Linked DNA regions of Homo sapiens: region 1 is linked to region 2. A link is an interaction called in ENCODE POLR2A ChIA-PET data of the cell type or tissue named here. Cell type or tissue: Caco-2. All regions are shown on one strand. Each heading gives the region's core, and the rest is flanking DNA. Links, peaks and the distances in the headings are about the cores only.

Evidence for each region. ChIA-PET counts read pairs that join two places held together with the same protein. Peaks named below come from ENCODE experiments on the same cell type or tissue, not always from the same donor. Only the 100,000 strongest peaks of a DNase experiment are listed, where the experiment ranks them.
Region 1: POLR2A ChIA-PET joins it to region 2 with 5 read pairs; 3 of 35 experiments call an interaction of 5 or more read pairs at or near these places.

Annotation. Positions count from the first base shown.
Region 1 is chr1:46,186,728-46,191,112 of GRCh38, forward strand. POMGNT1 (protein O-linked mannose N-acetylglucosaminyltransferase 1 (beta 1,2-)) reads right to left here. Exons shown (of 22, transcript NM_017739.4): 18 at 3,993-4,057; 19 at 3,746-3,790; 20 at 3,127-3,262; 21 at 2,731-2,840; 22 at 1,956-2,630. The coding sequence ends at 2,543. It also overlaps a transcript of TSPAN1 not described here. Among named protein-coding and RNA genes, the nearest start is that of POMGNT1, 9.5 kb to the right of the region's middle. In Caco-2, for the core only: no CTCF peak of the experiment used is centred there; a DNase peak (open chromatin) is centred at 2,152.
Region 2 is chr1:45,576,712-45,581,096 of GRCh38, forward strand. No RefSeq gene overlaps it. Among named protein-coding and RNA genes, the nearest start is that of NASP, 5.1 kb to the right of the region's middle. In Caco-2, for the core only: no CTCF peak of the experiment used is centred there; no DNase peak of the experiment used is centred there.

The sequences.
Region 1 (4,385 bases), core at 189-4,188, 610 kb after region 2:
CTCGGCTCACTGCAGGCTCCGCCCCCTGGGGTTCACGCCATTCTCCTGCCTCAGCCTCCCGAGTAGCTGGCACTACAGGCGCCCGCCACCTCGCCCGGGTAATTTTTTGAATTTTTAGTAGAGACGGGGTTTCACTGTGTTAGCCAGGATGGTCTTGATCTCCTGACCTCGTGATCCACTCACCTCGGCCTCCCAAAGTGCTGGGATTACAGGCATGAGCCACCGTGCCCGGCCACGCCCGGCTAACTTTTTATATTTTTAGTAGAGACAGGGTTTCACCATGTTGGCCAGGCTGGTCTCGAACTCCTGACCTCAGGTGATCCACATGCCTCAGCCTCCCAAAGAGCTGGGATTACAGGCGTGAGCCACCTCACCTGACCTAGACCTCATCTCTTCTTTAGCCCTAACTATCCCTATGCTCCAGGTAGGAAACTAGGGATCGGAAAGGCCAAGATACTTGCCCCAGTCCCACAGGCTTCTGTGAAGAGCTCAGCCTAGATTTGGGCCCAGAACTCCAGCACCTGGTGTAGTCCTGGCTGACATGGTACTAGTTCCACTTGAAGGGGCAGCTGGCCAGAATGTCTGATATAGACCTGATCACTGTTGAGCCAGGAGTGAGAGGCCTGAGGGAGGCTATGGCAAGAGGGTACAGTGTCTGCTACCAAGCAAAGCCCAGCCTAACAAACCAGTCCCCCTCCTTACTTCCCTTTGACCCCTGTAACTCTCTTCCTGAGCTTTTCCAGGGCAGCCCAGAACCACCACCCCCTTGCTGAGCCCAGAAAGGAAGAGGGACCTGGCCAGAACCAAACAGTGCCTTAGAGCTGGTCTGTGAGGGCCAGACCAGGAGCCTGCTAGGGTGCGGGACAGGGGGAGGAGCTAGCCTGCCTCACCCCTTCACCACCATACTGTGCCTCTCACACTTCTCCTCTGCCGTGTGCCTGTGTGGAGGCTGCATGGGATTTGTTTGCCCAGGGCGGGCCTCTACCTCATCATGGGCTAATTGCTGCTCAACCTGGCTGTTGTGCCACCTCAGGCACTATATCCAGCTCCAACAAACACTGAAGGCGTCAGGGTGGCGAGATATGTCCAAGCGACATACCACCCATGCTGTCACCGAGTTGGGCTCCAAGCACCTGTGAAAGAGGCAGGGCAGAGAGCAGGCAGGAGGGCTGGAGTTCCAGCTGGAGTTCTGTACTTGTACAGAGGCAGGCAGACCCTTTCTGAAGAGGTGCTCCACACTCATCCTCCTGACATTAGGCCCTTCACAGATCCCTTAAATGTTCTTTTCCCTGCCGTAGGCTTTCTCATTCACTCCCTCTGGACAATCCCATCCATTTTCTGGTGCCCCTATGACTAACTTAGATCTTCCTAACCTCTTTGGGTTACTGGCTATGTGAGAATCTGATGAAGACCATGACCCATTTCTCCACAAAAATGCCCAGATAGAGAATTCTGAATAGCAAAGTGCTCTAAGGGCCATAGACACCCTTGCTCCTACATCTCCATCTGCACCCTAGCCCGTCTCTTGAATGATGCCTGCCCAGTCCTGTCCCATCCACTTCCTTCCCACCCCTACTATGCACACCTGCTCTCTCATTTCCTCTTCCAACTCCCCAGTATCCCTTTTTGTTCTCTCCTGCTCTGTCTCTGGGGACAGGTGCCCGGCCCAGGCAAGATAAGCAGGAACCCGGCTGGTGGTTAAACGGTGGGGAAGAGGTAGGGTGGCTGCTCCAAGCCTCAAGTAGGGCGGGGCTAAAGTCAAGCTGTCCTAGGGTAGAGTTGGGGAAAAACCTTGGAGTTTGAGACTCAGGCATCCCCTGGTGGCCAAATGGCCCCAAATGGAAGATAAACTCTGTGGAGGACAGTAAGGAAAACTCACCATCCAACACAAGTATTCTCTCCACCACTTCCCTCCAGCACCCCCCTGACACACAAAATCACAATCACAAGACATCCCCAGAGGGCTTCTCCTTTTTTAATCAATGACCAACTTATCCAGCTTTGGAAATCTGGACAAAGAGAAGGCTGAGAGGAGGCCTGGTCCAGTGTCTAAGGGTCTCTGAGTGAGTCTGTGTCAGCATGTGGGCCCCAGCTGGGCCTGTCCATGGGTTGGGCACAGCAGTTTCCTGAGTAAGAGCCAGCCCCACCCTCAGGGCAGCATTCCAGCCCAAAAAGAAATCCAGGCCCTCCAGGTTCGGCCTGTTTTCAAGGCCCTCAGGACAGTCAATAAATAGGTTAGATTCTGAGCCAGGCCTGGAAAGTGAGGGTATTCAAAGGGCAGGATGAGCTGCTAGGGATCGTAATGATTCCCAGGTACTCTCCTGCCCTTCTCCAACAAGGAAGTAAATAAATAGACTTTTAACTCAGGAACGGGGTGTTGGAGCAGGGGAACCCTCCCCTTGGAGTTAGTAATTAAGTCTCATGTTAAAAACAAGGTAGCCCCAGCCCCTACCAGCATCTACAAAATCCTACAGGATGGAGGGAAGGGCTAGCCAGCCTGGGGGTACACAGTACCCAGCCCCGCAGGGTCCTGGAGGAGGTCTCATGTCTGTTCTGGGGCTCCTGGGGCTCCCTCCTCCTTTGGGGGTGGCTCCAGGAAAATTGGGGTGACTGAGGGTGGCTTCTTCACTCTGGGAAAATAATACAAGAATGTATAGAGAAGAAGCCATTAGCTATATCCCTGGATCTCACTAGGCCTCCTGTTTCCCAGGGCAGAAAAGGGTCACTCACGAGTAGGGGGAAGCCGGGACCCCCACCATCAGGAAGTGGTTCTTCTTCCGAAACAATCTCCACAGGCCCCGATGGTTGCCACGCACATCCAGGTCCCAGATATGGAGGCACTAGTGAGGGTGGGATGGAGACAGAGACATGGGTCAGAGAGCTGTAGGGAGGGGTCACTGACGACCCTTTGGCCCAGCCCCCACCCCTCCTCAGAAACCACCTCAATTTGTAAGAGATAGCATCTTTTAGAATATGAATTTGGACAAGGAGGTTGGAAGAGGTGTTCTAAGAGTATAAAGAGGAGGTTCTGAGGTTGAAGATTCCAGAGCAAAGGCTCCCTGGATCTTGGGGCAGTATGTGTGTGAGGGGGAGGGGTTCTCCAGGGTGGGCATGGTATTGGAGCACCTTGGCAAGCTGGGTCCAGGTGGTGAAGTCATCATCTTTCTCCATTCGAATAAAGGCCACGTAGGTGTGGCCCTCTGTGTCTGGCAGGAAAGAGTCTTCACAAGGGTTCTTGCTGTGGTCCAGAACCTCAGCCTCACTGCAGTAGAGGGTGGGAGAATATAGCCAAGACAGGGCCCACTTCATGGGTGTGTCCCACAGGACCCTGTACTTGGTTGAATGCTCTGCTGTTGCCACCTTGAAGTTCTTTTTTTTTTTTTTTTTTTGAGATGGAGTCTTGCTCTGTCGCCCAGGCTGGAGTCTCCTGCCTCAGCCTCCCAAGTAGCTGGGACTACAGGCGCCTGCCACCACGCCCGGCTAATTTTTTGTATTTTTAGTAGAGACAGGGTTTCACCGTGTTAGCCAGGATGGTCTCGATCTCCTGACCTCATGATCCACCCACCTCGGCCTCCCAAAGTGCTGGGATTACAGGCGTGAGCCACCGCGCCCGGCCTGAAGTTCCTAATGTTTGAGATGAGGGCCCTGATTTTCATTTTGCACAGGACCCTGTAAATTATGGGGCCAAGATCCCCAGTATTTGACTCTTTGCTCCCTGCTACACCCCAATTGTCCTAGGCCATACCTGAGCAGCCTGTGAACTTCCACTTCATAAGCTTCTTTCTTCAGACTGAAGAGGAGGGAGAAATGGGTCAGGGGAGTGGGCAGGCCCTCAGGTCCCATGGGTAGCACTGAGCAGGGCAAGGGGTCACATGGGAATCTGTAGCCGCAGGGCTGGAGTAAACACACAGGCCCAGCATTGGAAGGGACTTTCAGGGACTGGCCTCCAAATCTCCTAGATATCCACCCCTTGCCCTGCTGCCAGCCCCAACCTGTCCACATTCCTGAGCTGGACACCTGGAACCGTGTTGAACTTGTGCTTCTTGAAGTAGGCCTCCTGGAGTGGGTATGAGAGTGAAAATCAGCACCTCACATTGTCTGGCCCACACCCACTTGCTGACCAGCCAGACATCTATAAGACACACAAATGAAGTCCTAGACCTGTAAAGAGCCCTCTAATTTCCCACCGTCTTCTCCATCCTCTTTGCAGCATCCTCAGCAAGCTCTTACTAGCTTTAATTTGGCCTCCACCATTGCTGGAGAGCTCATGCTGTCACGGCAGCTCACACTACTGCACCACAGACCCATGAACTAGCAGTCCCTGCCTCTTGTAGTTCTCCCTGGGCCTGCTGTTCTAGAGCCACAGATGTCAGAAACAGGCCCTG
Region 2 (4,385 bases), core at 249-4,248:
GTAGAGCACGTGTGTTTGAACAATATGAAATCTGGGCACCTCCGAAAAAAGAACAGGATAACAGCAATGTTCAGGGAACAAGAGAGATAACCTTAAACTCTGACTGCCAGTGAGCTGGGCAGAACAGAGCCACATTTCTCTTCTTTCAAAAGCAAATGGGAGAAATATCACTGAATTCTTTTTCTCAGCAAGGAACATCCCTGAGAAAGAGAATGCGTCCCTGAGGGTAGGCCTCTGAAATGGCCACTTTGGGGGGCAGCTGTCTTTTTTGGTCGAAGCTGTAGGGATGAAATAAGCCCCAGTCTCCCGTAGCGCTCCCAGGCTTATTAGGACAAGGAAATTCCCACCTAATAAATTTTGGTCAGATCGGTTGTCTGCTCTCAAACCCTGTCTCCTGATAAGATGTTATCAATGACAATGTGTGCCAAAACTTCATTAGCAATTTTAATTTTGCCCTGGTCCTGTGGTCCTGTGATCTCGTCCTGCCTCCATTTGCCTTGTGATATTCTATTACCTTGTGAAGCACGTGATCTCTGTGACCCACACCCTATTCGTACACTCCCTCCCCTTTTGAAAATCACTAATAAAAACTTGCTGGTTTTACGGCTTGGGGGGCATCACGGAACCTGCCGACATGTGATGTCTCCCCCGAACACCCAGCTTTAAAATTTCTCTCTTTTGTACTCTTTCCCTTTATTTCTCAGACTGGCCGACACTTAGGGAAAATAGAAAAGAACTTACATGACTATCGGGGGCAGGTTCCCCCGATAAGCCTGGGGGACAAGAATGAGACTTCATCTCAAAAAACAAACAAACAAACACAAAAGCAAAAAAGAATACTCACAGATAGTTTCCAAATTCTAGAGGAACAAGGCAGAGAGAAACAAAAAACATGCTCCAGGCCGGGCGCGGTGGCTCACGCCTGTAATCCCAGCACTTTGGGAGGCCGAGGCGGGCGGATCACGAGGTCAGGAGATTGAGACCATCCCGGCTAAAACGGTGAAACCCCGTCTCTACTAAAAATACAAAAAATTAGCCGGGCGTAGTGGCGGGCGCCTGTAGTCCCAGCTACTTGGGAGGCTGAGGCAGGAGAATGGCGTGAACCCGGGAGGCGGAGCTTGCAGTGAGCCGAGATCCCGCCACTGCACTCCAGCCTGGGCGACAGAGCGAGACTTCGTCTCAAAAACAAAACAAAACAAAACAAAACAAAAAAAAAACATGCTCCAGATTTTGTTCAGAAGAGTATACCTTACTCCTCATGCCTGTAATCCCAGCACTTTGGGAGGCCGAGGCTGGCGGATCACAAGGTCAGGAGATTGAGACCATCCTGGCTAACACAGTGAAACCCCGTCTCTACTGAAAATACAAAAAAAATAGCCAGGCCTGGTGGCGGGTGCCTGTAGTCCCAGCTACTCGGGAGGCTGAGGCAGGAGAACAGTGTGAACCTGGGAGGCGGAGCTTGCAGTGAGCTGAGATTGTGCCACTGCACTCCAGCCTGGGAGACAGAGCGAGACTCCATCTCAAAAAAAAAAAAAAAAAGAGGATACCTTACTCAATTTATTAAAGGACATAAATAGCTCAAAGTAAGTTTCCTTGACTCTGAAAAACAAAATAAGGATCAGCAATATTCCAAGCAAAAGTTAAAAAGTTTGCTTCAGTTTCTTGAGTACATTCAGTTAACTCTTGTTTTACTTGATATTTGTGAACATTTTAGCTCTTCATGAGTCCTGTACGTTTTTCCTTTATTCCAATGTCACAATCTCCAAAGTTATCAGAAACCTGTATTTGAGAGCACCTGTCAAAGTTCTATAGCTTATTATAAACCTTGTTTTGAAAAGGATTAAAACGAAACAACAATTGTCTGTGAATAACAAAATGTTCAGTGTAGTTACAGTTAGAAGCACAATTGACAAAGAAGTTTGATTATCTCCGTGGTTTACAAAAACTTAACAACCTTAATTATGATTGATAGCATATACTCAGACATTAGAATTTTAGAAATTCCATACAATTTTGGAACATGTATTATTCACCAAAATGTAACCTAAAGAAGATTGAACACAGTATCAAGTACCTAAATGTTTCAAATAATCCTGTTTAGCTCTCTTTTCTGGACACTCTAGGGGCCCTTCTGAAGTATTCGAAAAGCCAGGTGTCAGGAAAGACAATTTTGAAACTGAAGTTTTATTTTGGAAAGCCTGTTAAATATGTTAGAGGTTTGAAACACTTAAAATAGAATTCCAGATTACAATAAATTATTTATTTTGCCAAAATAATGACTCAGAAACATAAAAAGAAAAAAAAAAAACCTTTTATAAGCCTTTACAAATTTTGCCAAAGAGCAGATTAGTGCCTTAAGAGTACCTTATTGTGCTTTTATTTCAATGTTCAATTTACAGAAAAATCATACAATACACTTTTGAATTTAGTCAATATGTTCACACAGATAATTTCTTTGCAAGATTAATTTTTTTTTTTTTGAGATGGAGATGGAGTCTCACTCTATCACCCAGGCTAGAGTGCAGTGGCATGATTCCAGCTCACTGCAACCTCTGTCTCACGGTTCAAGCAATTCTTGTGTCTCAGAGTCCCGAGTAGCTGGGACTACAGGTGCCTGCCACAATGCCAAGCTAATTTTTGTATTTTTAGTAGAGACCAAAAAGCAGTTTATAACCATAAAACATTTAGCCAACCTGGTATCTGACCTGCATAATTTAGTCCAACTATTTTTTTTTTTTTTAAGACAAAGTTTTGCTTTGTTGCCCAGGATGCAGTGCAGTGGCACGATCTCGACTCACTGCAACCTCTGCCTCCTGGATTCAAGCAATTCTCCTGCCTCAGCCTCCTAAGTAGCTGGGACTACAGGAGCACGCCACCATGCCCAGCTAATTTTTTGTATTTTAGTAGAGATGGGGTTTCACCCTGATGCCCAGGCTGGTCTTGAACTCCTGAGCTCAGGCAATCCGCTCACCTCAGCCTCCCAAAGTGCTGGGATTACAGGCGTGAGCCACTGCACTCGGCCCAGTCCACTTATTTATATTTTGATGACATTGGCTTTTTACCAATAATCTTTAAGGCTGTTTTCATTTCTCAAAGATTAAAGTCAGGTGAACTGAAAAGTATCACAGGTTTTATCTTTCCTTTTATTTTTTTTGAGATGGAGTTTCGCTCTTGTTATCCAGGCTTGAGTGCAATGGCACAATCTCAGCTCACCGCAACCTCCACCTCCCAGGTTCAACTGAGTCTCCTGCCTCAGCTTCCCAAGTAGCTGGGATTACAGGCATGGGCCACCAAGCCTGGCTAATTTTGTATTTTTAGTAGAGATGGGGTATGTCCATGTTGGTCAGGCTGGTCTCGAACTCCTGACTTCAGGTGATCCGCCCGCCTTGGCTTCCCAAAGTGCTGGGATTACAGGCGTGAGCCACCACACCCAGCCTATCTTCCCTTTAATAAATATTTGATCCAAGTGCTTATCTTCCTTTAGGCCAATTAATTAGAGCTATTTCTATAGACGTCACACACAACACGTATATAACTCCACGGACAGGCAGAAGAAAACCCAGCCCCCACAAGATCCTTCATTTGCCAATCTCCTATTTGGACCATTGGCCTTTGAGGACTTTTAATTCCTGGGGTTACATGAGGAAAACAGGCCGGGCATGGTGGCTTATGCCTGTAATCCTAGCACTTTGGGAGGCCAAGGTGGGTGGATCAGCTGAGGTCGGGAGTTCAAGACCAGCCTGGCCAACGTGGTGAAACCCCATCTCTACGAAAACTACAAAAATTAGCTGTGCACGGTGGTGCTCGCCTGTAATGCTAGCTACTCAGGAGGCTGAGGCAGGATAATCACTTGAACCCAGGAGGTGGAGATTGCAGTGAGCTGAGATCATGACAGCACACTCCAGCCTGGGCGACAGAGTGAGACTCTGTCTCAAAAAAAATTTAAAAAGTACATGGATTTAAAATATACTTATTTTTTAAAATTTTTATTTTTTGTTTTTTTGAGATGGAATCTCACTCTGTTGCCCAGGCTGGAGTGCAGTGGTGCAATCTCGACTCACTGCAACCTCCGCCTCCTAGGTTCAAGCGATTCTCCTGCCTTAGCCTCCTGAGTAGCTAGGATTATAGGCGCCCACCACCATGCCCGGCTAATTTTTGTACTTTTAGTAGAGACGGGGTTTCACCATGTTGGCCAGGCTGGTCTCAAACTCCTGACCTCAGGTGATCTGCCTGCCTCGGCCTCTCAAAGTGCTGGGATTACAGGCGTGAGCCACCCTGCCTGGCCTTATTTTTATTTATTTATTATTTATTTATTTTTGAGACAGAGTCTCACTCTGTCACCCAGGCTGGAGTACAGTGGTGCGATCTCAGCTCACTGCAACCTC